2 separate regions of the Homo sapiens genome follow, and region 2 is linked to region 1. The links are chromatin loops, found by intact Hi-C in ENCODE. Cell type or tissue: body of pancreas. All regions are shown on one strand. Each heading gives the region's core, and the rest is flanking DNA. Links, peaks and the distances in the headings are about the cores only. Region 1 has its middle 27 kb from the start of LINC01387. Region 2 overlaps TMEM200C (transmembrane protein 200C).

Evidence for each region. A loop is a pair of places that touch in the nucleus more often than their neighbours do. Peaks named below come from ENCODE experiments on the same cell type or tissue, not always from the same donor. Only the 100,000 strongest peaks of a DNase experiment are listed, where the experiment ranks them.
Region 2: a loop joins it to region 1, with 4 times the contacts of the local background. A loop is called at or near these places in 74 of 110 quality-filtered maps.

What each region holds. Positions count from the first base shown.
Region 1 is chr18:6,475,679-6,492,607 of GRCh38, reverse strand. No RefSeq gene overlaps it. Among named protein-coding and RNA genes, the nearest start is that of LINC01387, 27 kb to the left of the region's middle. RefSeq lists an enhancer at 9,902-9,961. In body of pancreas, for the core only: a CTCF peak has its summit at 9,852 (motif pointing right); DNase peaks (open chromatin) are centred at 9,447 and 9,867; H3K27ac peaks cover 1,873 bases.
Region 2 is chr18:5,872,688-5,889,616 of GRCh38, reverse strand. TMEM200C (transmembrane protein 200C) reads left to right here. Exons shown (of 2, transcript NM_001395400.1): 2 at 1-7,545. It overlaps MIR3976HG (MIR3976 host gene), which reads right to left. Exons shown (of 10, transcript NR_172496.1): 5 at 13,233-13,364; 6 at 10,998-11,174; 7 at 8,849-9,046; 8 at 1,895-2,096; 9 at 444-537. Among named protein-coding and RNA genes, the nearest start is that of TMEM200C, 14 kb to the left of the region's middle. In body of pancreas, for the core only: a CTCF peak has its summit at 10,046 (motif pointing left); no DNase peak of the experiment used is centred there.

The DNA.
Region 1 (16,929 bases), core at 5,865-13,864:
GAACCCGGGAGGTGGAGGTTGCAGTGAGCTGAGATCATGCCACTGCATTCCAGACTGGGCGACAGAGTGAAACTCCGTCTCTAAAATAAATAAATAAATAAATAAATAAATAAAGAGCTGGTTCCCTTTACAAAGATGTGGAGCGCCAGCATTTTGAAGAGAGTAAGCCTTAAGATTTTTGACTTAAATGCTTATCTCATTAACAAGGCAAATGAAGTTTAGTTTCAAAGTCATCTGGAACCATTTGAATGATTTAACTCCACATGTTTATCTGCTGTGTGTGCTATATTTTTGGTTATTACATGATATGATGGAGTCACCTGAAATCCTTTTGGGAATAAATCAGAGTATACATCTGCACACACACAAGTTACATGGCACGGTGGCATCTCAATCCAGAAAGGAAAGAAACTTGATGAAGTGCAACTAAAGAAATATTTTTTCCAATTAGATCTCTTAAATTTTGATAAGAGAAATTTTTGAGCCAGGCACAATGGCTCATGCCTATAATCTCAGTGCTCTGGGAGGCCTAGGTTAGAGGATCCCTTGATGTCAGGAGATTCAGGCTACAGTGAGCCATGATCTCACCACTATACTCCAGCCTGGGTGACACAGCAAGACCCTGTCTCCAAAGAAGAAGAAAAAGAAGAAATTGTTTTGATTGTTTTTTTTTTTGTTGTTGTTATTGGTACATAGAGGTCATTTTTCTTTAAATCTTTAAGGACTTTGGCCTTTTTAAAAGAAGTATGCAAAATAATAGTACCTTTAAGAAAACAAAAAGATAGTAAGCAAAATCTGGGTAGCAATATGTGCTGTCTTTGATTCATAAAGAGGATGGCCCTGGACCATCAATAAGATAAATACCATCAATTGCTTTGCCGGGAACAGCGAGGACTGTGCTCTGATGAGCCCCATTCCCCTAACTCCTGTTGTGACCAGTAGCACTAGTTTTTCAGGTGGTCAGCTGAAATTTGGGGCTTTTAGCCACTGCCATATGGGTTGATGTTTTTTTAGGGGATAATTCTTTTTTTTTTTTTTTTTTTTGATGGAGTCTCCCGCTGTCGCCCAGGCTGGAGTGCAGTGGCGTGATCTTGGCTCACTGCAATCTCCACCTCCCGGATTCAAGTGATTCTCCTGCCTCAGCCTCTTGAGCAGCTGGGATTACAGGTGTCTGCCACCATACCTGGCTAATTTTTGCATTTTTAGTAGAGATGGGATTTCACCATGTTGGTCAGGCTGGTCTCGATCTCCTGACCTCGTGATCCACCCACCTCAGCCTCCCAAAGTGCTGGGACAGGGGTTAGTCACCACATCTGGCCTTAAAGCGATAATTCTAATAAAATTAAAGTAATCATTTTGATACCAAAATAGATTATTTGTTTTCAACTAGAAAAATATTTTAAAAATATAGATTATATCCCAACTTATAACCCGAACAGTGACCCACTAACTTATAACTGTATGACTTAAAAAAAAAAAAAGAAAGAAGGAGGAGGAACAGGAAGGGGAAGAGGAAGAGAAAAAGGAGACTGAATGTTGAACACAAATTCACTCTTGTGAAAAGCAGTGTATATGTGTAAAAGATATTGAAGCCATAGAGTTGTAGCAGAGACCCTTAGTTGCCCATAATGCATCTATTGTCTCTTCCTCTCTCTTGTCAGTGGGTCCCAATTTACAGTTTTCATCTAACTATGAGACTATTTGTGCAATCTTCCTTTGCAACAAGAAGATATAAGTAGATGTTTCTTGATGTCCAGGAAGGTCTGCTCCCTGGACATAGTGGAACCAGGATTTCTGATGTTGCTTTGTCCAAATCCCTGATGTCACGGAGCTGCCAATCCAGCTTTGGGGCTGCTTATTTGCGGACTTCTTTTGCATGAGAAAGAAATAAAATTTCCTCTTATTTAAATTGCTATTTGAGAGATTTCTCTTATTTGCAGCAAAACCAAATCCTAACAGTTAAAGCTGCTTAGCACTGTAACTATCATAAAATACTTTCACATTTATTATTTCTCTATAGATTAAAAGTAAACCTATGATATATGTAGAAGAGATATTATTATCTCCACTTTATAGATGAAGAAATGGAGGCTTGGGAAACATAAGTATCGTGTCCAAGGTCAGAAGGCTTATTAGGACAGAAGCAAGTCGAGAATTCATGCCTCTGTCCATAATCTCACTTTCTGCTATTTCGTCAATTCTCTCTGGTCTGCTGGAATTGGCTTACTAGCATCTTCATTGTACAAGTAGTGATTAATATCTATTGACCATTTACTATGTACTAGACATTACTGTAGGTTATTTAGCTGTGTTAATTCAATTAAGATTCACAGTTTCATGAAGTGAATACTATTAATTAGCTCCATTTTATAAGTGGGGGAACTGAAACTAGGTGGGGGAACTGAAAGAGGTGAAATATCTTGAGTTTGACTCGATGATCAATGGCAAGGCTTTGACCTGAAATCAGGCCGACTGATTTCAGAACTGGAGAGCTTCACCTGAGTCCTCTAAGCAGATGACAGAAAATGCAGCATGGCTGATGAACAGTGGAATTTCTCCAGGAGAAAAACTAAACACATACAGTATTATAATCCAAAGTATTGAGAGTATGTATTTGAGAGAACTTCCTTACAGTCAGTGCCAAGAACAAGTACAATTCAGGTATTTTGTAATATTATGTTAATCATTCAGCTGCTTGGTATAAGAGAGAAAAGTAGGGCTCTAAGTTCAATTATCTCTTCTTCCTCCCCCAATTATATGATGTTTTCATCTTTTTGAGTTAATGAAGTTTTTTAGGTCAAGTAGGTGGTAACCTAGGCTATTTGGAGAATAGGGAGATATTTGTAATTCTGAGTTATCCATCCAGAGTTGATCAAATTTTAAAAGTTTAACATTAAATTTAATATATATGTGTATGTATTATATCTAGACAATGCCTGGCATGTAGTAGGTACCCTATAAAAATGGTAGCGATTCTCTAAATTGATCTCTGGATGTTGTACTGTGCACCATCCATCTGTTTGATTAATTGTGTGGTTGCTTAGGCTTCATTCCTCCTTCTTCTGAAAATGCCACCACACCAAACCTGGGTCCACCCAGCCCAGGCGGCAAAGACAAGCACTGATTATAGCAGGATGGCAGTGAGACAAAGCGAGGGGAACTATTATTACCTTTTGGTTATTAGGTTGCTCATATACTTCTCAGGGCTAGCTAGGTGCCTGGAACTTTCCTTGAAGGAACTCAGGATTCTCCTTTATTTCCATGCTTGTGGATGGGGGTGCAGAGGAGGCCCCAGGGGTTCCTGCTCTGTCTCAGTAACAGCAGTTCAATTTTCTATTGAAATCCATTCCTCCTCTTAGTCAATGTGATTCTTCTTCTAGAATTGAACAGGGAGGACTTTTTCAGAGATGAATATATGACCAACAGTTAGTCACCAAGAATTACAGTGAGTGGTTGAAGGATGGGCAGTTAGACCACAGATATTTAGGCCTGTGTAAATACACAGTGACAGAAGCTACAAGGGATTTGGAGGATGGAACTCATTCTCTTGATAAAAGCAAAGTGAGGGTATTTCAATGGGACTGAACATCACGCAGAAATAATGCTGCCATTAAGCATTCAACTTCTAGCAATTTGTATTGGCCTCTCAGTCATTTAAGATTTTCTATAACATGAGTTGTCATAAAGTTTACACATATGATGGACTCATTTTTCCCTTATTTACATTGGGAAAGGTCTTTCTCACTGGAGATAAAGAAACTTTCTCCTGTGTCAACAAAAAGTGTCAAACTCTGTAAAATATTTGAAGAGATTTATTCTGAGCCAAATGTAAGTGACCAATGGACTGTGGCACAGCCTCAGGAGGTCCTGAGAACATGTGCTCAAGGTGGCTAGGCTGCAGCTTGGTTTTATTTATTTTAGGGAGGCATAAGGAACCAACCAATACATGTAAGAAGTACATTGGTTCAGTCTAGAAAAGGGGGAGAACTTGAAGCAGGGGCTTCCAGGTCATAGATAGATTCAAAGGTTTTCTGATTGGCAATTGGTTGAAAGAGTTAAGTTATTGTCTAAAGACCTAGCATCAATAGAAGGGAATATCTGGGTTAAGATAAAGGGTTGTGGAGACCAGGGTTCCCATTATGCAGAGGAAGCCTCCAGGTAGCAGGCTTCAGAGAGAATAGATTGTAAATGTGTCTTATCAGAGATGAGTCTCTCCTGGATCAGGAAAAAGACCTGGAAAGGAACTGAGATTCTCTACAGAATGCAGATTTTCCCCACAAGAGACAGCTTTGCAGGGCCATTTCAAAATATGTCAAAGAAATACACTTTGATTTTTTTCAGGGCCTGCTATCTGTTATGTGATGCCATCCTAGAGTCAGGCTGGAATTTGGTGTCCTATTGCTGCAAAGAGTCTGCTTTGTTAGTCATAAGACCTGTTTTAATGTTAATGCTGGTCAGCTGGGCCTGAATTCCAAAAGGGAGGGGGAGTATCATGAGGCATATCTGACACCCGCTTCCCATCATGGCCTGAACTAGTTTTTCAGGTTAACTTGGGAATGCCCTTGGCCAAGAGGAGAGGTCCATTCAGATGGCTGGGGGTCTTAGAATTTTATTTTTGGTTTACACATACTGTCTCTAGAATACCATCCAGGGAAAAAACCTACATTGACAATGTTGTCATCATGTGTTGGCTATTGGCTTCGGGCTTACTTTCTGCAATAGGCTAGAATTGATCATCAGCAGGACTGAATCCTAATTCTGTTATGAGAATGACATAAAGCTAAATCTACATTCAGAAAGCCTTGCTAAAAAGGTTGTTTGCTTGCTTTCACAGGATGAGATCCAGGCCTCTCAGAACACTCTGGGGGGAATTTTATGCCAGGACTATCTGAAAATTTGCAATTTCAGCAGGCTTTGTAATGTTTACCATTCAAATAACTAGACCCCAGCCTGGTATGACGCATGGTATAGCTGTTGAACAAATGTGGGGGAGGGAGGGAGGAATGAAGGGAACAAGCAAATACCCGACCTGGTTGACATTTCCAACACATACATAATCGTGGTCACATCCTAGAGAGATGTGGGCGAGGGGAAAAAGTTGAGAACCACTGCCTTAAACTTCATTGTCTGTAATCTCTCTATGCACCCTACTGAAACACAATGATTTGTGTGCTAAATTTCTCTGCTTTAGTACGATGTTTCCTTCGTTCTATGGTAGGATTTGTTGCAAGGTGAATTGCATCTGTTGCTAAGGAGATACTCAGGAGTCCTCAAGGTCCAGGCTTCAATAGATGATAGCAAGTGAGTTCTCCTGAAAGCTGAGGGCTAAAGCAAGGCAGGAATGCAAATTCTCCTTGGGGAAAGAGTGGGGCGGGACTACGTTTAGCATAGAGATTGCCTAATAGTTGTGACCAGCTTCACCTGGGAGAATGGGAGTCTAGAAAAAGCAGAGTACTAAGAAAGCAGCAATGCATATTAAAGCTAGGTTTTCAGATTAACTCAGGAGTAGTTATTTAAAAAAGAAAAGGAGAGAGAGGGGCACTGATCTTTTAATCAAGAAAGCAACCTCCCTCCCCAAGTAGCAGATAGACAAGGAAGGTTCCAAGGGTTTGCATACAGTGTGAAATCACAGAGCCTAGAGCCATACATAAGCCTATGGGTTGTTGCCAAGGCCTGAGAGATGTTGCTAAGGATTTCTCTTTTTGAAGCCACAGAGGAGGAAAAGGAGGAATCATAATACTGAAAGATTAGTGAGATGGCTACCAGATTCTGACTTAGACCAGAGATTCTTAAGTGGAAATGTATGCGTCCCCAGGAGGGAGAATCAAAAAGTTTCAGATCCTGTAGCTCATAGAGTGACTTAAAAATCCTTCAATAATTTCCTATTGCTTTAAAAATAAAATCCAAACTCTTTATCACGACCTCCAGGGCTGAGCATGAGCTGGCTCTAAACCTCTTCCCAGCCTCATCTCTCACCTACAGCCTGAATGAAATGAGGCTCACTGTCTGTCTTCTGCCTGACAATTCTGACAAAACCCCACCCCTCCCTCCTTCAAAACTCGTGACTCTTTCTGTGCCATTTCACTCTCACCCTTGGGTCTGGGCTTGTCACTTCTCCCAGGGGATTTCTCTAAACCCTCCTCAAGGTGGCCTCCCTAATTACCTACTTTCTTATCACCCAGCAGTTGTTACACCTGTAATTATTTGGTTTATTCATTGTTCTATCTTTCCCCATTAGAATATTTATTCATTCCAATAGTTATTCATTCAAACTATTTGTATCGAGCCTACCATGTGCCTAGAACAGTGTTTACTTAGGATTTATCAGTGAACAAAACAAAGTTTCTCATACTCAGGGACCTTACCTGAGAGACAGGAGAAATGTATAATAAATAAGTAACACACCTAATATGTCCGATGATGACATTTGCTATGGAAAATGTGAAGCAGGGAAGGTCAGTACAGAGGGCTGGGGGTGGGGGGAGTTGCAATTTGATCAGATTTTGTAACATTTACCACTCTAACAACCAGAGCCCAGCCTGGTGTGAGGCATGGTGTAGCTGTTGCACAAATGTCGGGGAGGGAAGGAGGAAGGAAAAGCAAATTCCCAACCTGGGGACATTTCCACCACATACGTGATCATAGTCACATACTAGAGGAATGTGGGTGAGGGGAAAAAGTTGAGAGCCACTGCCTTAAATTTCATTGTTTGTAGGCTGGGCACAGTGGCTCATGCCTGTAATCCCAGCACTTTGGGAGGCCAAGGAGGGCAGATCACTGGAGGTGAGACCATCCTGGCCAACATGGTGAAACCCTGTCTCTACTAAAAATACAAAAATTAGCTAGGCGTAGTGGCGGGCACCTGCCATCCCAGCTACTTGGGAGGCTGAGGCAGGAGAATCACTTGAACCCGGGAGGCGGAGTTTGCAGTGAGTCGAGATTGTGCCATTGCACTCCAGCCGGGGCGACAAAAGCAAAACTCCGTCTCAATAAACAAACAAACAAACAAACAAACAAAAAAACAAACAAACTTCATTGTTTGTAAACTCACTTCTATGCACCCCACTGAAATACAATGATTTGTGTGCTAAAGTTTCTCTGCTTTTTATGAGGTTTCCTTCGTTATATGCTAGGATTGCTTCCAAGACTCACCAGACAATATGATAGTAAATATTCACATCAAATCTAGGCTGCATTTTGATTTAAGGCATATTAAAATAGAGGAAAATGTTGATCTTCTAATCAAGAAACAATTTTAATTACAGGTAATCAATGGAGAAACCATGATTTTCATTTGGATTTCAGCCAAAGCACTTGCCTTGTAATTCAGCCCCTCAGAAACTCTTGCTGCCTTGCAGGCAGTAAACAGTCCATAGAGGAAAAAGTGCTCATGGAGGGAGAGGCAGGCTTGGATGCTCTATGTGGAAACTCCAGAGGGCTAACAGCAGAGGTTGAAGAGTTCCAAGGCGCTGCTAAGACCGCCTAAGATGCTACATAGGAACCCCACTACTGCAACAAATTTTTCTTGTAGCGGGGAGTTTTAGATATTAATCTCTGAAGAGAAACTTGTACAAGGAGAAATGTCCATTATCGAGAAATTCCAGTGTATTTTGCATTTAAAATGTCCTGTTCCTATTTAAAACTAGTGGATCATCTCCAGAAATGTGTGTGATAAATAAGCCAACAATAACTCTCCCTCCCTGCCAAATGCCACATTAACAATGAAACCATTGATTTGCTCCTAGAACAAGTATGCTTTGTTCACCTGGACGAGAAACAAACTGACTACAGAATGTATTTTCACATGACAATGTTGAAAAATCCAGTGATTATTGCTCAGGGTCAAAACTTGTTATAACAAGCTCTGAGAGAATGCTGTCAGGGTTTGTGTGTCCTACAATTTGGTTGTATTGAATATTGCTTTTAATATGCCATTGCTATTGGCCTGGGAATCGTTCGGTGTAATGGAATTCAGCTTGTAGTTCCTTTAGACTTCTTAATTATTCATGCAAAATAGAGAAGGCTATTAATTATTCAATTAATCCCCCTCTGTGGGAAAATGCTATTTGGATTCTTATTATGCATTTTAGCTACCTAGTTAGACGTAATTAGCCAAATAAATGATAACTTTCGGTTTCCCAGGAACCTTTTATGCATAGTCTTAGTCTCAAGAATAGATTTCTAAATATACTATTATTTACAACAAAATTGCTAAAGTCAGAGTCTAGTAGTGCACTGATAATAAAAAGTGAGTGTGAGGGGAGATACTCTTTTATAGACTATAAAGGCTGAAAAGTCACCCACCTTTATTTATTCCCAGGCTTAGCCAAGCTTCCACATTTTTCCACCTACCCAATCAATCAATAATGCTACAATAATTTAGGAGGTCGTTATAAATCATCTGTAACATGTCCAAACTTTTTATTCCTGAGTAAATACTTGAACTGGGCTCCTGTTGCATGCCATTTCACAATGCTCAAGTTCTGCCTCTCTGAGGACGCTGACAGCTTCTCGCAGGTGCAATCTCACACCTGTGCACGCCTCTTCTTTCTTGCCTTTGGGTGTGATGGCGGCTGCCATGCAGGAGGCACCTTGGAGCACATTCTGGTATTTGCACCTGCATGATCATAACGTGGGGTCCAGCCTCCAATTCCCTGGAGAAGACAGTTCTGAGACATATTTCAAATGGCTCTTCAGAAGATCCAGGCTGGACAGAGCATTGACTGCCTGCCACGGTACCCCATTGGACAACACCTTCTTAATGCAACTTTCCCTCCTTCCCTGTTCTATGCCTCTGTCCCACAATCCTGTCCCTTCAAATAAACAGTCCATTTGTAAGCCTTCATCTCAGGCTCTGCTTCGTGGAGCAACCCAACTGCACACCACTATTTGGCTTATGTCTTTCTGACCAAACAAATATATCATTTTCCCTTCAAAGTCAAAACAGATACAATCAGAATAGAAAACCACTAAGCTAACAAACAGCCTCAGCAAAGTGCTAAGAGTGACTTCAAGAATCAAAAAAGAGGCTGGGCGCGGTGGTTCACGCCTGTAATCCCAGCACTGCGGGAGGCGGACGTGGGCAGATCACGTGGTCAGGAGATCGAGACCATCCTGGCCAACATGATGAAACCCTGTCTCCTCCAAAAATACAAAAATTAGCTGGGCATGGTGGCGGGCGCCTGTAATCCCAGCTACTCGGGAGGCTGAGGCAGGAGAATTGCTTGAACCCGGGAGTCGGAGGTTGCAGTGAGCTGAGATCACTCCACTGCACTCCAACCTGGTGTCAGAGCGAGACCCCGTCTCAAAAAAAAAAAAAAAAAAAAGAAGAAGAAGAAGAAGAAGAAAAAAATCAGAAAAGACGGACCATAGGGGAAGTCCTGGTCCTTTCTTCACCTGGTGAATATGATTGTGCATTTGCCAATCCCAGGCTGTCTGCCAGGGCAGGTACGTGGGGAATGTGAGCTGCTGCAGCCCTGCCACGCTCTCCCAGGCATCTCCACACAGCCAGTAAGTCTAGGACGGGTTGGAGTCTCACCTACAGGGCATGTGATTCTGTATATTGTTACCTTTATTGGATCATACACTCACAACAAAATAATAATTCTCTTCTTACAGTACTTAGAGCAATCATAATGTTTCCTCTGTGTGAGGTCCTGCCTGGCTGAGTCACCTACGCCAGACGGTGGCGAGTAACCCTTCAGACGTCATGTTTCTCCCAGCTTTCTTCACCAGCAAGAGTTATTTTGGCCAACCAGCCATCATTGGTCCCTGCCAGGAGGTCTGTAAGGCGGTCCTTGGGTGGGGCTGGGCCGACCCCGCAGGACCTCCCTGCAGGCCCTTCCCTCGTGAGCCAGCAGATGGTGCTGAGGCAGCACGGGACCCAGGACTGGGGCGGCCACGCACTTCCCAGGGAGCGAGGGTGAAATGCGATTCCTCCTTAGACGCTAAGCAGGGAGTGAATTGTGTAATCCTTAGTATTTCACACTTAAAATCTCCAGGGAATTTGTCTTGAACTAATTTCCAGCATTATTCATCCCAAAAGTTCAAAACCATTTCAAGGTTCTTGGATAACCTATGAAGCCAGAGGCCTTGTCTTGTTTACCCTTGTATGCCTGAGACCTAGCATGAGGCCTGGCACTTAGTAGGAGCTCTAGAAATGCTTCTGAAATGAACAAAGCATCTGCATAGATTCAGAAGGGCAAAAGTGGCTTGTTCAAAGCCACAGCCACAACCTTTAACCTGCCCTGGGCTTAAACCCAGTACTTCCGAAGTCCTGTCTGCTACTGTACCCTATCTGCCTGCAGTTTTCAGAAGAGCTGAATTATTGTCTTTATTATAGTTTATGAACATTTTTAAAGTTTTTCCTACATATGAATTTAACATATAAACCAGTGAGAAATTTGGATTCCATGTACAGAGAAATTCACTTTACAGGGATGTCTGTTTATTAATACATATGTGCCATATTTAATTGAAAGGGACAACTTCACATTAAGGTTCAAAAACTTCAATGTCTTTCTATTTAAAACTTCAGTATGGTATCATTATGCACAGGAGGAGAATTGCCTGATGGTAAAACTTCACTTCTCCAACAGCAGTGAAGATACAATAAGCCAATTCAATTTTTGTAGACCTCAGTGTATTTTTAGAAAATGTTAACCATTTTGAATCGGTAGCTTTCTTAAATGTGGCATGTATTTCTCATCAAGAAAAACGTGGAATAGAATTAAACTGATTCGTTATGGCTGAGCATCCTTTCTGTGTAGTGACAACCTTTGGGGCTACAGAGGCCATGTTTGACACCCTGTTTGCTCTACCCTATTGTCTCAATCCTGTTTTGATAAATAAACAACTCTGGGCTGCCTTATTGTTTCTGTTGCTTGTTTCTGCTTGCGTAGGTTTCTTTTTCTTCTCTTCAGCATCATGCTGTCTGCTCTTCTCCCCACTGTCTCTTTTTCATGTCCCTATGTCCAGTGCCCTTCACTGACAGTCAACCAAAGCCACACACAGCAAACCACTCCTAATCCACTGTGGTTTGTTTATAAGATGCAAATATTGGTAAAACTAGAAGAAGAGTAACATCTAAAACTGAGTGTCTTGCATTAAAACACAGTGCGAGAAATGTTGATAAGATTGTTAGCATGCCATACGTGATCTTTGAGACTTGGACTCGGATTACCTATTTTTGGAGCTCACAGGCTTTTTATTATATTTCCCTTTTTTTAATAGGAGGGTAGGATGGGGAGGGGGAAGGGTTAGGGGTCAAGAAGGGAGAAGGAGGCTAACTGTGTTTTATGTAGTGAGAATGCTGATGAACAACTTCCAGCTCTGTGAAGTTTTCATTTTTCTTGTTTATTGTGATTAATGTGCTTTACTTGTCCATTTAGCTGGTTTTTAAAAGTTTCATGTAAATATTTTTATTTTCATTTTATTATTTTTTAAAATAAATTTTATTGTGTATATTGGAGGTTTACAATTGGATATGGGATACATATAAATAGTAAATTGGTTACTAGAGAGAAACAAATTAACATAACTATCATCTCACATAGTTACAATATTTGTGTGCCAAGAGCAGCTAAAATCTACTTATTTAACAAAACTCTCTAATACAACGTACTTTTATTACCTATAGTCCTCATGTTACACATTAGATCTCTACCCTTGTCCATCCCACGTATCTGCTATTTTGTATCCTTTGACCTACATCTCCCAATTTCCTCCCACTGGTTACCACTGTTTTGTTCTCTATCTCTGCATATATGACCTTTCTGTTTTCTTAGATTCCACATATAAGTGAGATCATGCAATATTTTTCTTTCTCTGTCTGGCTTATTTCACTTCACATAATATCCTCCAGGTTCAACCATGTTGTGGCAAATGGCAGGATCTCCTTCTTTCTAAGGCTGAATTATTCTGTTGTGCGTGTGTTGGAATATTACAGTTTCTTTATCCATTCATCCGTTGACAGTTAGGTTGTTTTCATACCTTGACTGTTGTGAATAATGCTGTAGTGAACATAAGAGTGCAGGTATCTCTACTAGCGGGTGATTTAATCTCCTTTTAGTATAGGATTACTAGGTCATATGGTATGGTAGTTCTATTTTTAATTTCTTTAGAAACCTCCATACTGTTTTCCATAGTGGCTGCAGCAATCTACATTCCCACTAACAATGCATAAGTGTTCCCTTTTCTCCAACCCTCCCAACACTCTCTCCATTTGTTACCTCTTGTTTTTTTGATAATAGCCATCCTAAAGGGTGTGGGGTGGTATCTCATAGTGGTTTCAATTTGCGTTTTTTTTCTTGTTTTATTTATTTATTTATTTTGTTTGTTTGTTTTTCTGAGACAGGGTCTCACTCTGTTGCCCAGGGTGGAGTGCAGTGGTGCGATCATAGCTCACTGCAAACTCCCAGGCTCAAGCAATCCTGTTCTATCCTGCTATATTGCCCAGGCTGATCTCGAACTTCTGGGCTCAAGTGATCCTCCTGTCTCAGCCTCCTCAGTGACATGCGCCACTGTCAGGGCACTATTTCTGAATCAGGTTATTTGTTTTCTACTATTGAGTTTGATTTCTGATCGATTTTGGATATGAACCCCTTATCAGATGCATGGTGTCCAAATATATTCTATCATTCCATAGATTGTCTCTTCACCCTGTTGATTGTTTCCTTTGCTGTACAGAAGTTTTTTAAATTTTGATGACATCGCATTTATTCGTTTTTGCTTTTGTAGCCTGAGCTTTTGGTGTATTGTCAAAACAACAACAACAACAAACAAAACCTTTGCCAATGTCAATATCAAGGAGATTTTCCCCTATGTTCTCTTCTGGGAAATTTGTGGTTTCTTGTCCTATATTTAGGGTTTTTTTTTTTAACTTTGAGTTGATTTTTTTATGTAGTATAAGATAAGAGTCCAATTTCATTCTTTTGCATGTAAAAATCCAGTTTTTCCAGCACCACTCATTTATTTTTTAATTTTTAATTTTTTTAACTTTTATTTTAGGTTCAGGAATACATGTGCATGTTTGTTACATAGGTAAATTGCATGTCACAGGGGTTTGTTGTAAAATTATTTTGCCTATACAGGTAGTAAGCATAGTACCTGATAGGTAATTTTTTGATCCTCACCCTCCTACCTCTTTCCACCCTAAAGTAGCCCTTGGTGTGTGTTGTTCCATTCTTTGTGTCCATGTGTACTCAATGTTTAGCTCCAACTTATAAGTGAGAACATGCAGTATTCACTTTTCTGTTCCTGTGTTAGTTCACTAAGGATAACGGCCTCCAGCTCCATTCACGTTGCTGCAAAAAACAGAATTTCATCTTTTTTATGGCTGTGTAGTAGCCCATGGTATATATGTACCACATTTTTTTTATCCAGTCTACTATTGATGGGCTTTTACGCTGATTCCATGTCTTTGCTATTGTGAATAGCCTAGTATCTTCATTTATTGAAGAGACTATCCTTTTCCCATTGAGTCCTCATTTACCTGACTTTTAACTTTAGTAAGCTCTTGCCTAAATATTTTGGAAGTTCAGCACACCAGTGGTAAAGACAGTTTAAACAACAGTAGTGGACTGTGTGTTTTAAGGACTTAAGGAAAATAAAATCTCACAATTTTTAAATAAAAGAAGCCATGCCATAAATACTTGCCACGGTCCTGGAGAAAAGCCAGTATTTCAGGGGTAGCTATCACTGGAAACTGTAATTTTAGAAAAGGGGCTGAGAATCAAGGGTGCTGGTAGAGGACAGGATGTTCTAAATGTGCCCATACTTTCAGGAATGATGAGCAAATATATGGCCAGACTCCAGACGCCGTTTTTTTCTGAGAAGGACTTCTATTTGTTTGAAGACCTATTTGGCTGTTCAGTAATTACTAGCCTTTTTATCTTAATTTTGGAAGCACACTAGTCTTTCTTTTTATGGGACATGTCACATCCCTGGCTTAATTGCAAAAATTTCCATTTTAAAAAGCCCTATTGTTAACAATATTATTCAGCCAAACATGTTGAACTGAATATTGTCTATACTGCTCTCAATTTTGAAAACTCCAGGGTATATAAAAATCTTTAAGAAAACATAATTTCAATGTGATGCACTTAGCTTCTCTGGTTTTAAATTCTCTGGTCCTCCTCCAGCATCTTCTTTGGCTCTTTGTGGGGTTGGCATCTTAGAGCTTCTTCCTCCCCCAGCCCCAGAAGCAGAGGCTCTCTAAGGCCCGGCCTCTGGCTCTCTGCCGTTTCCACCCACAGGCTCTTTGGAAGCACCCTTTCATGCTCTCGACTCCACCAAGGGTGCGTGCACGAAACTCCCAAGTGGACATTGAGTGCCAGCCATTGTCTCTCAACATCCCTTCAAGGTCAGTTCTCCCAGCCTCCCAGCCACTCAGCCTCAACATCTGGAATAACTGTTGACTCTGTTAACTTTTTCCATAGACTTGGCATGTCAGTTTAAAAACTCACATTAATTTTCTGTTCAAAACGTCTCTAAATCTCATCCCTTTTTGTCCTCCTCTGCTACACCCACGACCATCTCCGCCCAACCCTATAAGTTTCTGGATAATTGTGCCTGACTTCTAAATGGTTTCTCTGACTTTAGTTTTCTCCTCCTTTAATCCCACTTGCATACAACCTGTAGACTAATTTTAAAAATATACTACTTTAATTATATTGCTTCCCTACTTAAAAATCCCCATTGGTTCCCTTTTCACTTCCAGCCATGAATATAAATTCCTCGGCCTGCCCTGCCAGGCTGTTGTTATTAGCCAGGTATAGGCTCCAGGATCAGCAGACACAGTTTCGTATCCAGCTCCAGCACTTACTATGTGTAAAATAGGGACAATCGTACTTGCCTCAGAGGATTTTGTGAAAATTAAATACCATTTGCAATGTCAAGAACAGAACCTGGAAGGTGATAAATGCAAAAGAAACACGAGCCATTTCCCACTCAACTTATTTCTTGATGAGATTGACAACAGTTGCTTTACTGACACTGGGGCAAACTAGGCACTTGTGAAATGTTCTTGGTGAGTGGAGATATGAGCTAGGAATATTGTTCTGAGGGAGTGTTGAGATGGCACAGTTTCAGAGATGATGAGTTCTGCATTAAGACAGTGGCCATGTTTAGCAGAGATGGCAGGGAATGGGGAGGTCACTGGTGAGGATGACTGTGATCTAGGATGACAAGGCTGCTATCCCTCTAATCCAGGGCTTAGTGTGCACATTACTAAAGGCAGGTAGACCAGATGTCATGAGCCTTTTGAACTAATGCAATGTGAGTTCTGCACCATTGCCAATCAAATATTCTAGCCCCAGATTCTTAAGTTGGATCTGTTAAACCTTTAGCTATAATGTCCAGTTTATAGGAAACACAGATGTGGCAACCACACAATGCACAGCTCAAATGTGCTGGTTGTGTAGAGTGAGGTTCACCAAGCTGGATCCGCACCTGCATGGCTGGCTGCTCCCCAGTCAATAACTGGTTATGCCTGTGCATCTGGTGCAGGCCCATTCCTGTCAAATGTGCAGTTCCTCTGGGTGGAGCTTTCTTAGAAGTGCACTGCAGTCTGTGATTGCCCTTCGCAATGCCTTCCTCCTCCTTCTCTCTTATGGGTTCTGACAGCTCACCACACCACCTTTCCCTGCTCTTTCTCATTTATGAGTCAAAGGCATTTACCTCCATAAATATTCTGTGCATCTAATCCCATCTTGGTGCCTACTTCTTAGAGGACTAGAACTAACACAAATGGTACCAGGAGCTGTCCAAGAAAACAGACCACAATGATTCTGCTGAGATGTTGGAAATATCAAATAAAAAAAAAATTGTTGAAAAGAAAATAGACCACATGATGGGATTTGAGAACTGGCTCATTTACCTCTCCGTAAGCAAAGAATGCCATTCTGAGTGTTATGTGAGACAGAGGAGGTTGTCTCTGGCCCGAAGAGGGGCCCAATTGCTAAGGATTTTACTGGTCGTACCTGGGAAAAGTTCCAGAAAGGAGAACACTTTTGCAGGTGAAATTCTTTAGGCATTTGAAAGGCATTGGGGGTCTATGAAGATGGCAGAGTTGACTGGCTACTGCTGAGTTGTATTGCTGTCCTGTGGAGGGACAGTGAGAGACCAAGAGCCATTAGCAAGCTAAGTGTGAGAGGCAGAGCTCTCTTTTGTAGCTTACAAAGATGCCCTTATCTCCTGCAGCACAAGAGTGGACACAGCTGTGCAACAGATGCAGGCCCCGATTTAGAGTCACAAAGCTCCAGAGATGCTTATATGCTCAGCCAGTCTGTTCTGCTGAGGGCAGAGCCAATAGTACACTGGACCTAGCTCTTTTTTAGCTCACAAGAGCCAATTAATCATTAGTGCCTCTTCAGAACTCCTCATTCAATGACATTATAATTGATAGCTTGAAGTCAGCTGTGGTGTGATATTTGCACCGTAGAAATCAGCAAATACTGTATGATTCAGAGGTTTTCTTCATCCCTCTTTTTGAAGAGCTGCTTGTTAAACACTTAGAAGCATACCACTGGCTGGGGCCTTGGCTGGGAAATCCTGAGATCCTGCAACATGGGATGGGGATGTGCAGACATAAAGTCCAGAAAATGTGGGTTCTGTAGACCTGCCTGCACTGTCAGAACCTGCTAAGATTGCCCACCCTCCCTAGGAAGAGGGTGGGAAGAACTGGGCTTCCTCATGCTTAAATGTGCTGCAGAGGCTTCTCTGCAAAGCCATGGAGGCTGCTTCCACCTCCTCCCCTGGCTGCCAAGCTGATAAGGGTAGGGGTTAAATCTCAGCATAACCTACCTGGGGATGCAACTGGCTCTAATAAGGCAAGAAAGCCAATGTGCATGGAAGGGGCTGCAAACATCACCTACATGCCCTGACAGGGGCCAGAGGCCACCCCTGGTATTGAATTTTGAGAGTGCTTGA
Region 2 (16,929 bases), core at 5,152-13,151, 600 kb after region 1:
TCTTCATTTTTAAACGGGTGTGTACGTTTTGCTACTAGGCTATGTGGTGGAGACTGGAGGGGACCAGGAACTAGATGGACTGTTACATTCCGAAATTTATATCAAGTACACCATGCTTTATTGAGTGTTATCACACCTGTATTGAAAATAGCATTAATATTTAAAATCTTTTTTAATAAAAGAAGTTTCCGAACAAACAGTTAAACATAATATTGCCTCATTTGCCTTGGAGCTAGCTCATCTGGTACCTCTGAAATATTTTGCTGTGACACTGCTACCAGGACTGTTGTGATCTTCCCCCAAAGTACTCAGCACCATTGTCGCATGTCCAGCGTATTTTTAAGCTTAAAATGTAGGGTAGTATTTAACATTTGGGAATTTCTCTTTCAAATAGAATGAAACGTTAAGTAAATAGTAATATGCCTATGATACTTCTCATTTACCTGCAAGTATTAATTTGCAGAGCACCAGGCTTAATATTCTCTTCCCATCCTCTTGGCTATCACTGATTATAAGTTAATGGTCTTGATCCATGGCCTACATAGACAAAAAGATAATGTTTTAATAATTTGGTAGATTGTTTACACTTGATGTCATTAAAAGTGAATTAGTTAATTTTCAAGACCAGGAGACAAGATGTCTTCATTTTGGTCTCCTTGGGCAAAGCGCTAGTCCTGTAGACAGAGTGCAGATTCCGAGCTGAGATTGGACCCAGCTGTTGGCATCTCCTAGCTGTGAGGCCTTGTACAAGTCACAAACTCTGAGTCTCAGTCATCTTTCTGTAAAATGAAGAGAACCAGACATATCTCATGGAGCTATGAGAGGAATAGAACAGGGTCAGGGTCAGAGGAGGGTTTATATGTGTGGAGTTTACCAGAACCCTTGGCCCACAGGATGTATTCAATAGATGGGGGTTATTGTAATTATTATTACCATTGTAATATATTGCTGAATGCATAGTGTAGAAGAATGGACCTTCCTTGAACTTGAGCTCAAGAAAGTCTAGTCTGAAATCTGGGATATCCACCTATTATCTGTATAACCTTAGACAAATCACTTAATCCCTCTGGGCCTCTGGTAGATGATATAATCTCTATGATCTTCAGCTCTAAAAGCCTTACTTAAATTCAGGCTCTTGTCCTGGATGTAATCATATCACATTTGTACCTACAACTTGGCAAAGAGTGAATATACGTCGTCAATTACCATTAGCTCAACATTCTGTAATACACTTTAAAAGGGCCTAATTTATTCTCAGATTGGATCTGCATTAAACCGGTAACTCACTTTAAGGCTGTAGATTAATATATTGGGCTCTTCTATAAAGCAAAAGTGAGTTTGCACTAAGGAGTGACATGCAAGTGTAATAAGACCTCAAGGTAGTGTTAAATTTCAACAGTCTCAATTGCTTTATCACACTTCCAAAGTAAATGTCAAACTTCCTTAGGTTTTCTTCTCCATTACCTTGGGTACTGGGTAATTTATATACTGAGATAGCGTGTTACTTCAAGGGGAAAACAGGTTCTGGTGTTCTACAATACTGTTTCCAGTCCTCGGAGAATGCACTGTAAATGTTACATTTATCAAATGCTAAGTGACATTTAGCAAATAATAAAGCTAATACCTCTTAGCTTAACTAAGGAGGGGTGGACAGAATACTGTTTATATCTCACAAACTTAGTTCCATATCAGATAATATCTAACTTAACCATTGAACAATTTAACTAGATTTTTTTTCTGAAGATAGACAAAGATGAGCTCAATTTTCCAAATCTTGGGAGGAGCCTGTGATTTCTTTAGACTTCAGAGGAAGTGTATAAGTGTAGTAATTCACAATCGTAACTTTCATAGGAGCAGAAATCTGCAATAATGCTAATTTTCACTCAGTACTTACTGTGGGTTCAGTACTATTGTAGGAGCTTGGTACACATGATCTCAGTGAATCCTCACAGCAACTCTATTGAAGTAGGATCATTCTTACCGCTGTTTTGCAGAGAAAGACACTGAGGTCAGAAAGATGGAATTGTTGTCCAGGGTTACACAGCTGGTAAATGGTGGATCCAGGATTTACACAGAGTTTGGAAGATTAGGTAGACCTGTCGGCAGATGCTGAGTTGAAATGGGCATTTCTGGAGACCATCAAAATACTTTATATATTCTTTATTTCCTGCCAGATCCCTTTCCAGACCATTCTTAGAGAAATGCAGAAAATTGTCAGAATGCACAGTCAGATAAAAAGCTGGAGTTCGTAAATCTTCAGACGGGCATGAACAAGTTTTTTTGTAAGTGACTTTTCAGGGGTTTTTGTACACAATAAATAAGAGTATTTGAAAGGGCCTTATAGATGATAGAATCCCCCCACCTTTAATTTATAAATGAGGTTTCTAAGATTTAGAAAGATGGAACAATTTATTCTGAGACAAACAGCAGTGGCAGGACTCGAATGTTAAATTAAAATAATTGCAACAATTGGTGTGATGGTATTTTTTCCCTGAATTTCTGTCATGTACCAGCTGGGTGACCATGGACAAGTTACATAGTCTCTCTGTGTCTCAATTTCCTTTTCCACACTATAGGAATAATAATGTCCCTATCTTACAGGACTGGAGTAAAGATTAAATGAACTAATATTTGTGTAAAGTGCTTATAATGGGCTTGGAACATAGAGAGTATTATACAAAGGTTTGTTCCTTTTATTTAAAATAGAATCAACTGCTAAACAATTACTTCATATGACCTTCCTTTTTATTAATAGAATAATTTTAGGCTTAAAAATCTAAAGTATAAGGCAACATAGCATAGTGGCTCAAAGTGTGACTTAGGGGGTTATATAACATTATAACTGGGTCTTCACATCTAGTAAATGGAGATAATAAATGGAATTTGGCACATAGAATTAATTATTTAAATGAGGACTAAATAAACTAATATAATTAAAGGACTTAGAACAACTCCTGGCACATAAAAATATTCAGTAAATGTTAACTACTATTATTAAGGCAAAATACAGAAAAGCAATTAGTAGGCTAAATTTACTACTCAGTAGTTAGGGACAACCATAAACTTAATGTACTAAAAAGTCTTTAAAATTTAGGTATATCAGAAAGAAAAGTTAGACCTTAAAACATGAGGGCTTATGCTGCTGCAATGCCTCCTGGTAGAACATAGAACTATCAAGAGCTAGACATATGCTCCTTATGGTCCCAGGATCATAATATTATATAACAATGAATGAACGCCCAAACTGGCACACTTGGCTATATTTAGCCACAATTATTGCATTTCCATTTATTGAGGCTAGCCGTATCAGAAAGGCCAGTGAAGTCCTTGAGGTCTCAGCCCCCTATTAGGCTTCAAGTAAAGATCAGGTGCTCTATTGAGTTATTTAAATTGTCTAGACAAAAGTTTTTTCTATATTAATTTTTTTCTTCAGTAATTTTGAGTTCTTTAAGATGCAGTTTTGATTTTTTTTTGAGCTAGAGAACTTAAGAAAAACCCTCTGACACATAAAATTAGTACAGACTAAGTATATGGACTTGTATTTGGATTAGGATAGTATTTTTGCCACGATATAAAAATACATTTTATAAATAAGATCTTCTTGTATTAAGGGTTGCAGTTTAAGATGGATATTTTTCTTACTTATAACAAAGAATAGGTTGATGTTTACGGAGTTTGTTTTCCATAAACCCAGACTATTTTAAAATTTTTATTGCTATTTGGAAGGGAGGAATAAAACTCATTGGGTGAATATTTAGACTAAATTTTTGAATGACTAACTCTGAAAAACAATCTAAGACACCCCACCCTACCCCAGGGAAGTTATCTTTGGGGTTTTTTCTTCAAAAAGGAATGAGATTCTTCTTTAAATTGATAAGAAAATTCAATGTTTTATCTATTAAGCCACCACCAGTTAAGGAGTCCAACTTTAGTCAAACTACCTGCAACTCTGCCAAGACCTGAGAAGCTCCTTACTTTCTGTATGCCATCCGTTCATCTATGACATCAGAAAAGCACTGTGCTAGTGCTGAGCCCACATGGGTGTGAACTACAGTAGGAGTTACAAATGCCAGCCATCCTAAGGACTTAGCCTTCATCCCAGAGCCAGAAGCATTTCAGGATTTCCACCACCTGGAAAGATATTGTTATTCCACTTGAAATGGGCTCTTAGCTGTTGCCCCTTTAATAATGCCAGCTATGACATGGACATGGGCTGATTCGTTAGTAAGATAACATACTGTCATTGCTGGTGAAAAGACCGAAAAAGATTATGCAGATTCTCCTGGAGTGTTACAAAGTATGGGCCTGTCTCAATAACCTGTGCTTTCTGATCCTACATTGTGACCAAGTCCCACGAAGGCTGACTGTCAATAACAAGGGAGGAAAATAGGCAGGCCCAGGGGTGGAAGAAAAAGAGCATCCTGCCGAAAGAAAAAAAAAGATAGGCCAGAATCACTAGGGAAGCTTTTTGTTTCATAAAGGAGCATTTGGTTACTCTTGTTTACAGATCATTTTGTATGTAAAGTGTCTTAAAAATTGCAATAACTTTTATTCCTTAGCAAATATTCTTTTTGCAAATGCATGGCTAGACATTAATTCATATATTTTTTAATATTTAAGAAATTCAACACAACATTGTATTATTGATGCAAACCCACTTGATACTAGTAAATGCTAAACACCTAATAATATTTAATAATTGAAAATAAATTTATGGGCAAATTTATGAACAATTTATTTTAAGTTGAGAAACTCCAGTATCTTTAAACTATGTCTATATGTCTAAAGAAAAAAAAATCTAAAAGTTATTAATGACTGATATAACTAGGTCAGTCGAAGCAAACCGGATCAGAAAATGACTTTGTCTCAGTGGAGGACTTTTGCTATTGTTTTATGTGGCTAATTGCCTTTTCACTCCCTTTTGTATAGACACAACCTAAAAAACACCTGATTTCACCTGTATAGTAAGCAGCTGTGTTTCAAGCTTCTGCCCTTTTGGTAAACTACACAAATTGCTTTCAGATGAGTTTCAGATATATTATACTCTGCCTATCATGAGTCAGATAGGCACTGTGGTAGGTAGAAAGGACAAAAATATCCTTTTTGTGTCTGTGAAAGACACAATTTCTGACCACAGAATCTTGTAATAGTATTGTTTCTGAGACAGGCACATAAACCATAATTTTACTATAATGTGAATATTACAAGAGAGTTATGATACAAATCTTCCAGCTGAGTCTTGAGAAATGAAGAAAATGTCAGATAGGTACAAAAAGCTGGGAAAGGTGTGTTGGCCAGTGGGGCCAGCATGAGCAAATGCAGAACACAAAACACAATTTAAAAAGCCAGATGTTCATAAGGTAATTGATATTTAATTATTACCTAGTATCTCCATAGCATAGAGGTGTTTATTTTGGAAAAAAACAACAAAAACAAAACAAACTATATATCTCTGATCTATAGATATAGATAAATAGATGTCTCCTTTATAAGTAGCAGAAGGATATTCGAAATTAAAATTACGATGGTTTGGCATTAAAATGCTCAAAATATATATACCTACATTCTATATTTAATGATTCATTTTTAACTGACCTTCACTAGCAGGGCTTCTTAACTGAGAAGTATCAGTACATAGAACTAACAAACTAAATTCTTATTGGACCTAAGCTATCTTTATGAGCAAGAATGATTTTTGCTGAATTATACATTGCTTTAAAATTACCATTAAATTTGAAATTTCAGATTCTGGAAATCATTTCCCTAGACGTGTGTATAAGGAGATAAAACTGAGAGGAGAATCTGTCACTTGGCAACACTGTTTGCATCATGGATCAAGTGTGTTGATCCATGTACCGTAAAGACTGGAGACAGCATAAACTTGGGGGTTGTTCTATCAAGCCACAGGTCATTTTTCAGAATCTACACATGATAACTGAATATATTTCTACAGATTTCTACATCAATTTTGCAGCAGCATTTATATCAGGAAACATAAATAATTTATCTTTGTTAATAATAAACATCCGTTTTTTTGTTCCTCACGTATGCGTTCATAGCAAAAGGAAAGGTTAAGACCCAGACATACTGTCGCAAATGTGTATGAGTATTGTTTGTGGACTGGCACCAAAAACACTATGCCTTTTGATTTTTAAACAGCCAGTCATTTTGAGATAGTCACTGAAAACAGATTTGGCCAGAATAGCAAAGTATAGATGCAGCTTAATACTTTGTTTATGCACAAAGCTGCAAACAAAAAGATACAGGCAAAAAACCTGCTTTTCAAAACAAATATTCTATTAAAGTAAAAAAAAAATAATTTTATTAACAAAAGTATAATTTTGTTAGTTTGAATTCCTCACATAATTACTTGATTTCTTCAAAATCTTTTTAGTGCATAAACACAGTCAAGGCAAACATATAAAATGTGTTTTCTAATCCATGAAAGTGAGAATTCTGCAAAACCACTTTGCATTATAGATAAAATTTAATAGATATCATCAGTTATGGTTTATTGTCAGAGCCACTAATAATTCTTCCATAAGGTTATATCTATTGGTAAGAAGATTAAAAATTGGAAATGCTGGTAGATAAAGTGCTGTGGTTAATATGTCATGGTAAATGATATCAGGAAGCACATAGAATTCTTGATAAAGAGCAAGAAAATTCAAAAGACTAATTTGGTGACCTAAATACTAATCCTTCTGCTTATGTAACCATTGCAGGTTAATGTGTTTGGAGCACTAAATACGACTTGAGTGCTTGCTCATTTGATTGTACAATTTATTCTCTTTGTATTTCTAGTTTTATTTCAGCTTCATGCCTGAGAACATCTCTTGATTTATTAATCTTGCTTGGGATTACTACTTTAAAAAATTGAATGCATTTATAGTGATAGTAATAGTAATAATAATAATAGTCTTAAAAAAGACCGAAAAGTAATTTGAGCACTAATAATAAGTAATTGTTTGCGTCCCAATTTTTTATATCTTCTCAAATAGAGAGTAAATTGACTGATATCTTCTGGAAACATGTGCCACTGAAAAGCCAAAACACAATTGAAGTGCATGTTTGCAATCTCCTCGTTCCTCAAATCCCATGGATGTCCAAAACTAGAACCTTTCTTTGATTCATGTAGGATATTCTGACTAAGTCAGAGAGATGCTGGTGAATGCTTTCCAAGATTTCTTTTATTATAAAGTGAATGGAAAGGACATTTAATAATGCTATACCTGCCTGAAAAAAATGCCAGCTTTCATTAAGTCAGTGGCAATTAAATGCAACACTTGGCAAATAAATTGAACAAAGCATCTGGCTAGCCTGTAAGTATGAATCATCTTCAATGGAAGTACCAAATTATAGCAAAAAAAAATAAAGGGATATAAAAAGGAAAATAAAATTCAGACATGATTAGGGCCATGAGTAAAAATAATCCAAGTTGATATGTGGCAACTTGTAATGCAGCATAATTTTAGAAAATTATTTAGTGAATGTATAAATGTGACATGCCTGAAAAATGTTAATTAAACTGGTTTACGCAATGGTGGAGATGTATAATTATTTAGACATGCTCCCATAGTCCTTTGGAAGAAAATTGTAAATTCCAGCTCTACAAGGCTGTTTGGATTATAACCCCTGGTGCTGAGGGTTGAATGCAAAGCCTTTTTATCCACTGAAAATGATGAGATCCCGGAAGTGTCACAGGCTTGCCTCACTCTTCTCTGATTTCATTCACTCAGATTAGAAAGGGCAACTTGAACAGCAAGGAGCATCTATATCTTTAATGCTTTCTCTTTTACCAACATCTTTCAGCACATTTAAGTCATGGAGGAAAGACAGCAAAAAGATGCTAGTTTGGGTCTCATAAGGAGTAATCCATCCATTGTATCTTTTAATTTATAGGCAGTCCTTATAATCTTAAAGACAGAAGAAGGGGGAAGATTGTCTATTAAAATCCGGAACATTCTTCCATCATGTCTAAAACTAATATGCCTGCCTGAGATTGATTTCTGAGTCTTGGCCTGAATTACAGATTTGGGAATCAGGCTATTGCAATAAAAATTAGAATTGATGATAGAAATATTAGTGGAAGGATACCTGGGACTTTGAATTGCAAATGTTATGGGCTGAAGGAGATCCTGGAGGTGTGATTAGTGTTCATGTATGTGCACACACACATGTGCATCAATGAACGAACTATTGAAACTTAAAGCAAGTCAATTTTGTAACTTACTGATTTTGAAGTCTGTGAACAAAAATAAATACTTTTGAGAATAAATCATCACATGCCATAGCAAGAAAACCTTTGCTTCAAGCAGATAATAGGACTGACAAGCTATGTATGCCATAGTTCTAATGACATAGGCTGTGACCTTAAGAAAAATTGAAAAATTCCAAAACAAAATTTATATGTCATAGAATTTGGTCATGGCCCAGGCTTAGGAAGAAACTTGATCATATTTATACTAGCAAAGCGATACATAAGACTTGATGAATTCCATGGAGAGTTTTTATATTATATTTTGGTTTTCATGTGAAATTGTTTGGATTCTCATTATGCCCACCATAATCAGAATTATCAGCCTAAGTGAAGACTGAAGTATTTTGGAGCTCTGGTCCTTGCTACATGGGTTTAATTAGACAAGAAAATGCCCTGAAAGTGAGGTGAACCAAACAAATGTCAACTTTACAGGCATTGAAATTGATTTCAAAATGTTTGCATCATTAAATTAAAATAATAACAATTCATTAGCCAATTACATTGCTCAATTTGAATATACAGGATTTTTCCTCCTAGATTCAAATTAAAAAATTCAGAGATGGTCAAAATAATTTTGAAAGAACTTACGTTTGTTCTGATGCCAGGTGGGGGTCTTCTGAGGGAGGATTTGCTATGAAGAGTGTTCCAAGAACACTCCAAGTGTAAAGCCATAAACATTCATTTGTGGAGATGTCATACACTTTAAGATAACTCGATTTTCTCTAGTTTGGTCTTCATAAAACTAGACTGTGACTTTCTCCTTGCACTCCAAAGCAGAATATAATCCTTGTTTACAAAATAAGCAAAACATACCTTTATAGCAATACACATTTTATCTTATCACACTATATTATGCCTAGGGAATTTCAATTAAATGGTACCATTAGTTTTCCCTTCAATTTTGGTTTTCTTTAGACCACAAAGTGTTCAAGGCTGGGTCTAATTGGCATAAATGTGGTGTGAATTTTACCACTAAAGAGCAAATCTGTTATTATTATTATTATTTTTGAGACGGATTCTTGCTCTGTCACCCAGGCTGGAATGCAGTGGCGTAATCTCGGCTCACTGCAACCTCTGCCTCCCGGGTTCAAGCAATTCTCCTGCCTCAGCCTCCCAAATATCTGGGATTACAGAGGCCTGCCACCACCCCCAGCTAAATTTTGTATTTTTAGTAGAGACAGGGTTTCAACATGTTGGCCGGGCTGGCCTTGAACTCCTGACCTCAGGTGATCCACCCGCCTTGACCTCCCAAAGTGCTGGGATTACAGACATGAGCCACCACACCTGGCCCAAATCTGCTGATTTAGGTTAAAAAACAACGTATCCTACTCTATCCTTATTGAAAACCTATACTGATCATTGCCCAATTTTCCCTTGAGTGTGTGCTAGAATGCTAGGGCTCTACTGAGAAATTTCAAAAACCATTTTATTTTTTTATTCATATAAATTTAAAGAGTACAAGTGCAATTTTGATACATGGATATCTTGAATAATGATGAAGTCTGAGCTTTTACTGTGTCCATCACCTGAATAATGTACCTGGTACCCATTAAGTAATTTCTCATCACCCATTCCCTCTCACCCTCCCACTCTTTCAAGTATCCAATTCAAAACTATTTTAAGTTAAGGAGTTAGTATTTAAAATATATCAATAGCCCATTTCAGACAGCTTTGTGTCAAATCACTTTCCCATGCTTTTATCCCTAGATGACTCAGTTGTCTTCACATTTTTTGTCCAGTGTAAAATTTTAGATTTCCCTGCATCTTGCTCCCCCTACTGCCAAGTAGGTGTATGTGCTCCTTAAAGTAAAAACAAATGCCACATTCCAAAGTACTTTTTGAAATGCTTTTTCTATAAAATGCATGCCCTTCCCTGTTGTCCCTGACCTCCCACCAAAATGTGAAGTGATCTGGATAATAACATTTTCTTTTTATCACCATTGCTCCCATTAATAGCATATGCTTACTCTGTATTCTTTCTGAATTCTTTTATGTAGCTAGGCTCCCATCCTGGAAATGTGAACAAATGTCGGTCGCAAGACTCACTGCCAGTTTTCTTTAACCAGAAGTACTAATGCCGGCCACACTTCTCACCACTGTTCCTTCTATTCATCAATTTCTTTAGCAAACATTTATCATAGACCTTCTAATTTTCAGACTCTGTCTTTAAGAATGAAGATATCAAAAATATGTACTTTTTGACCTTGAAATGTCATATTCTAGTAGAGGACACTGATATGTAAACAAATAATTTCAATGTGTGACATGTGGAGGAGAATTTTATGAAAATAGCATAGTCAAGAGTGTACATTTTCAGCACTGAGCTAGCTCTAAAAACTTTCTCACCTGCAAAATAGGACAAGTACCTACCTCAGCAGGTTTTTGTGAGTATTAAATGGCACAAGGCATATAAGGCCGTGTGTCTGGCATATGGTGGGTGCTCAGTAAATGCCGGCTACTATTATTACTAGTTAATAATGACATGATAATAACCAGCAATTATTTGGTTTCCAGGAGTAGGAACTATTCTCTCAATCACTCACCACTTGGAAGTTTCTTCCCCTGGTGTGATACAGAATTTTGAATCATTCAGGGTTCACTCAGAAAGCAGAGGCACTGTGAGCTCTCTATGGCACAAGGGATTTAGTTCAAGAATGGGACGTTGTCTGGTCGTAGGAGGATCTGGGGAAAGTGATGTTCCAGGAAGGAATTTGGAGTTTCGGGGGAAGTCACCAACCTGAGAAGTTAAGCACGTCCAAGCACCGAAATAAGGCTGCAAACTGAAGACACGGGGAAGCCATCGGAAGCTGTGCTTCTGTATCGCTACCATCTCTGTGGATCTGCCACCTGGAGTGAGGTGGGGGGCCTAGGGCTGCTCTTATTCCAGGTGGTCATCCTTCAGAAGAAGAGCTGGCTGCGGAGAGGGGGAGAGTAAGGACAGGCTGGAGCCCACTGGTGCCACTGCATCTGCTGTAACCTCATCGAACGCAATGACCCCCAAGGGCAACAACTGCTGTGTTACTTCCACCTTCTTCAAATTGGTCTTCTGGCTGACTCTAACTCAGAATCCTACAGAGCGGTATATTCTGAGAAAATAGGTCTAACCTAACCAAGTCCACATGGTTAAAAAACACCAGAGTCCATCTGTTGTCAGTTTGGCATCCATATGCACCTCTTTAACTATATTTAATTTCTAAATAAGGACATAAGCAACATCATGCTTCTACCTAATGTGATGTAGCTGTCTCTCACACACCTGAAAACACAGCAAAACTCTCTACAAAAAAGAGTACAAACTCAGTCTTCTTTAGTGATGCTCATTCTTGTAGCTAGTTCACCCCCAACCCTTTGCCACCCTGTAGTTTAAGTATTGAGGTATATAATCAAGTGAACTACTATTAACGTATCATAAGTTAGACAAAAGAAGAGTCAGAGCAAGGAAGAAAGAAATAAGTTTTCATATTTTCTATTCTCTTCACTTTGAGCAAGAACATTGGCTGGTTGTGATTCCCTTTCTGGCAGGTGACCTAAGCCTTCCTTCTTGAAAGGTCTGTGCCCAGAGCTGTTCTGCCTATATGGGGTTGCTGTAGTTTTTCCTTATAGGACATAGTAATTCTAACAGGCACTATCAGGTTCTCCTGCATTCGGGACAGCCTCCTTACCCACACTGTGGAGTAGCAAACCAATTTCCACTTGATAGTCAGAATAGTCACATCAGCTAGTACAGGCACTCCTTTCTTTGCCAAGATGACAATCTCAACTTCCAGTTTAATGGAACCAACACTTTGTGCTTCATGGAAGCATCCCTGTCTTTGGAACTAAGATCTTTAGACTAGCATAGCCCAGAATTGCAGCTACGGGAAGCAAAAATTTCACATACGAGTGAAATTCACTTACTAGTCATTAGAGGTAACAGTGGGAGGAATCACTTCCATTTCTACCCCTTCATCATTAGACACGTGAATCATAACTATGGGAAAGGCATCAAGGCATACTGTTTGCTGACTTGGAGAATATACCATATTCTAGAGAATGTTACCCCAGCCTGCAAAGTGTTGCCACACAGCTGGTGTTACAACTAAGCCTTCAAAAGGCCATTCCATCATTCCTTCAGGCTAGTTGTTTAGATGACTGAAACTGGTGAATTTCATGAACATGAGCCCATTGACAAACCACATTTACTGTAAAATTAGTTCTATTGGCAGAATCAGAACTATGTGGAATATCATGATGATGAAAAAGACATTCTGGAATCCACAGATGGTGGTTTTGGCAGAAGCATTTCAGTAGGGAAGGCAAATCTATATCCAGGGTAGGTGTCTATGCCAGTGAGAATAACACACTCTCCCTCCCATGATGAGAGTGGTCCAATGTGATCAACCTGCCACTCATACTGGGGGCTTATTATTGTCTCTGCTGCCATGGCAACTTTGTTCATGAGCCCAATGGGAAAAAATACAGTATGCATATACCCATGTTCATAACAGCATTATTCATAATAGCTAAAAGGTAGAAACAACCCAGGTGTCCATAGATAGATGCATGGATAAACATAATGTGGGATATACCCACAGTGGAATATTATTCAGCCTTAAAAAAGGAAGGAAACTCTGACACATGCTGCAACATCAATGAACCTTGAAGACATTCTGCTAAGTGAAATAAGCCAGTCACAGAAGGACAAACACTGTATTATTCCAGTTATACGATGTCACTAGAGAAGGCAAATTTATGCAGACACAGAGTAAATTAGAAATTACCAGGAGTTGGGGGAAGGAAGGAATGGGAAGTTGTTTAATGAGTACAAAGTTTCAGTTGGAAAAGGTTTAAAAGTTCTGCAGACAGACGGTGGTGATAGTTGCATAGCAATGTGAATGTAATTAATGCCACAGAACTGTACACATAAAAGTGGCTAATAAGGTAAATTTTATGTAATGTACTTTTTACTAAAAATCTAGAGATTAGGTCTTACTCTGTCACGCCCAGGCTGGAGTGCAGTGGCACGGTCATAGCTTGCTGTAGCCTCGAACTCCTAGGCTCAAGTGATCTTCTTGCTTCAGTCGCCCAAGTCGCTGAGACCACAGGTGCAAGCCACTGTATCCGGCTGTTTTACCAAAATGTAAAAAATAATTTAAAAATACAGTAAACAAAGGGCTGTCAGTTATTCACTCCTCAGTATGAATTAAGCCAGATACATTCGTGTAAATACCTGTGCTTTAGGAACGAGGGTTAAGACTAAATAGGAGAAAACAAAGGTTGTAAGTCTGGCACCTGTGGTGCTACTCTAGGAGAGCACATTAAGAGGGGGATAAAGTGGAAGGTGATGCTTAATTTATCAAAGTCTTTCAGAGTAAAATGGCAGAGGAGTGTAGTAAATGCCACTTGAGACAGCTGCCTGACTTGCAGTTCCTTCATCCTTCTGTTCACACCTGGCCGTAGCTAATTGACCTAGGTATTGACACCAGACCTGAGCTTGGCCAGTCACATTTTCTTTCCCATATGTTTAACATGTGGAGGAAGGAGAACCAGAGAACAAGAGCCCTTGAGGTTGGGTCTCATTGTGTTAACCACAGTGCTCCAAATAGTAGGTCCCCAAAATCTTGTCACTGAGGTTCCTGAAGCTGCCCTGGCTCCTGCAAGGGTAAGCCTGATTTTGCTGTCATTGCTGTTGTTGTTAGACATAACAGATTATTCCAGTTCTCCTTCCTCTCAATTTGTTTTCTTTTGTTTTTGCTTATTAGCTAGAGTTGGCTATTGTGCTTACAATGAAAATACCTGAAACTTACAAGGAAGCACAGGAGATTCCTTATTGCCAGAGTTTAATGGGTATCTCTCTCCTCCTCACATTGCCCTTGGTATTCAATGTCAGGTGTGCAAGTGAGTGGCAGTACACTCAGCACCCAATTAACAAGAATATTTTATTTATTAATTTTTATTGGGGTAAAATACACATATATACTTTACTATTTTAACCATTTTAAGTGTGCAGTTCGCTGGTAATAAATACAATTATATTCCTTTGTTCTAGGAATTTTTGACAAATTGACACCACTTGCTCTCATAACAAAGACTAAACATTTATTGAGTATCTTCACACACACAAGAATACTCCCAAGTCACAATCAATGGTCACTCAAATAATAATTGATAAAACTCTTCTAGAACAAACCACTTTGAACTGTCCCTTCAATTTTACTATAAGAAGAGTCGACACTGCTAGCCCTTTTTTTGTTCCTGTGGCTCAATATAAGTTTAGTGCTTCTAATTGTAGGAATAGAAACTCTATGTAAATTGAATTATCATAATTAGCTTACAGATCACTGTAGTACTTATACACTTTTCTTCCCTTTGAGGGTTTTTTAAGAGAAAGTCACACAATAAGGAAAAAAACCAATAAAATTTAAATAGTATGTTTGTTGTTCATTTGCGTTAAAGACAAATGTTTGCTAAATGGAATTTTTTAGAATGTCTTTTTACTGGATAGAGTTGGCCTCCTCAGCAGCTTCATCTGAGGAAAAATTTAATCACAGCAGCATACCTTTTTCTGAAACTCTCTAAGACAACATTTACCCCAACCTAGGCCTAATTTAAAATGCAGGTACAACACACACACACACACACACACACCCCTATTCTGTCTGCTGTGGTGAGTAAAGGTGGTTAGAGCTGGAGCCAGAGAATTGTGAACAAATAATGTTTCCTTGTGTTCCATTGCCCTAGGTGATGGTTCTCAAAATACTTGAAACAGCAGCACCAGCATCACCTGGGAGTTTGTTCAAAATGCAGCTTCTCAGGCCTACCCCTAGGACTGTTGAATCAGAAATTCTGGAGGTGGGACCCAGCAATCTGTGTTCTAACAAGTTTAACAAATGCTCCAGGTGATTCTGATACATGCTCAAGATTAGGAACCATGACACTAGACTACCATGAATGCTGATCAGTCATTTTTCAAAAATGTTATCTTTTGGTTCCAAAAACTCTGACAAGGGAATATGCATGGATGAGGAGATAGGTCACTCTGAGTGGACAAAAACATCAACAACAAAAATGAATGTGTAACACCTTCTTGGGGGCATGGGAGGGCAGGGAAACAGGAGGGAGAAGCTGTCATCAGAATCACCTTAAATCCAATGCTCCTTTTGATTCCATCACAATGACTGATGGGGAAAACTCAGACTTACCTCAACTGCCAGGGTGCTAAAGGGATTTCAGAATCATGTAGTTCATCTCTGCCTTCTTGGTTCAAGGTTAAGATAGCCTCATCACAGCCCCTGTGGGTGACTTTCTTCCCACTGATCCCGTCCCCTTGAGTGCAAATATAAAGTAGAGCATACCCAGTGCATTAGTCTGCTAGGGATGCATAACAAAATACCGCAGGGTAAGTGGCTTAAACAACAGAAATTTATTATTTTTTTTCATAGTTCTGGAGGCTAGAAACCCAAGACAAAGCATCTGGCAGGTTTGTTTTCTCCTGGGCTTCTCTCCGCAGCTTGCAGGTGGCCATCTTCTCCCTGTGTCTTCATATGGTCTCACAGAGGCATGGTCTCTGTCTCTATGTCCAAATTTCCCCTTCATATAAGGACACTGGTCAGATTGGATTAGGACCCATCCTAATTACCCCACTTCAACTTAATCAGCCCTTTAAAGGCTCTATCTCCAAATGTGATCACATTCTAAAGTCCTGGGGGTTAGGACTTCAGCATGTGAATTTTGGGGAGATGCAATTCTGCCCATAACACCCAGAAAGAAATAAGTTCTGCTGGGGCAGCCTTCCATGAAGCCTCCTGCTTAGCTACCTTCTCATTGAAGACACCAAAACCTTCCCTGTCCCTGTCACTTATTTATAACAATACCTGAAAGAGTTCTTTAACTCAGGGCTTTATAAAGACAATAAAAAGATTGAAAATGATTGATCAAATTTCATGGTATGAGAATGAAATAGACTTTCCAGTTTTCATAAGTATAGTTATACTTACATGTACACACATAAAAGTGTCATGCAGTACAATTCCAGTATAAATATAACTTAATAAAAATTGGGGAAATTCTAAACTGTCAATCTAAAATGAGTGACAGAGACCAACTCTTCAAAGCAAAGAATTCATTCAGGAAGAGCAAGGGATTGCAATGAAAGATATGTGTGCTATGGCAGACCATAGGCACATCAAAGTGGAATGGGGAAAGTGAAAGCTCTTAAGAAAAAAAGGAGTCCGCAGAAGCTGTTTTGAAACAAACCATTGGTTACAGGGCCTTGTTGCAGGAGCTGGCATTAGCTCATGGGTGGAGGCAGCTGTTGTGAGGAAAGTTTCTTTGTGCAACCGGCTTATCTGGAATGCTGCAGCTTTGAGGAATTCCTTGCACAACTGCCATCATAGGCAGGCGTGCAGGAGGTCCCTCTTTCATGGCCTCCTGGCTTCATGTATTAAGATTTGACATTGGTGACTCCACTTTGATACTGATAATTTTCCCAAAACTATTTGTGGCTAAGTAAATTGTTTCTCTCTGAATTCTTTTTTCATCATCCAGGTGTAGTGTCCAGAGCTCTCATCACCTTTTCTGTGCCTTTCTGCACCCTGCAGGAGGGTCTCCACTACCAATGGCAAAAAGGACTTTGCCTTTGGTCTTATAATTGCTTCAAGCATGTAATGCAAATCCCCACATTCATTCAC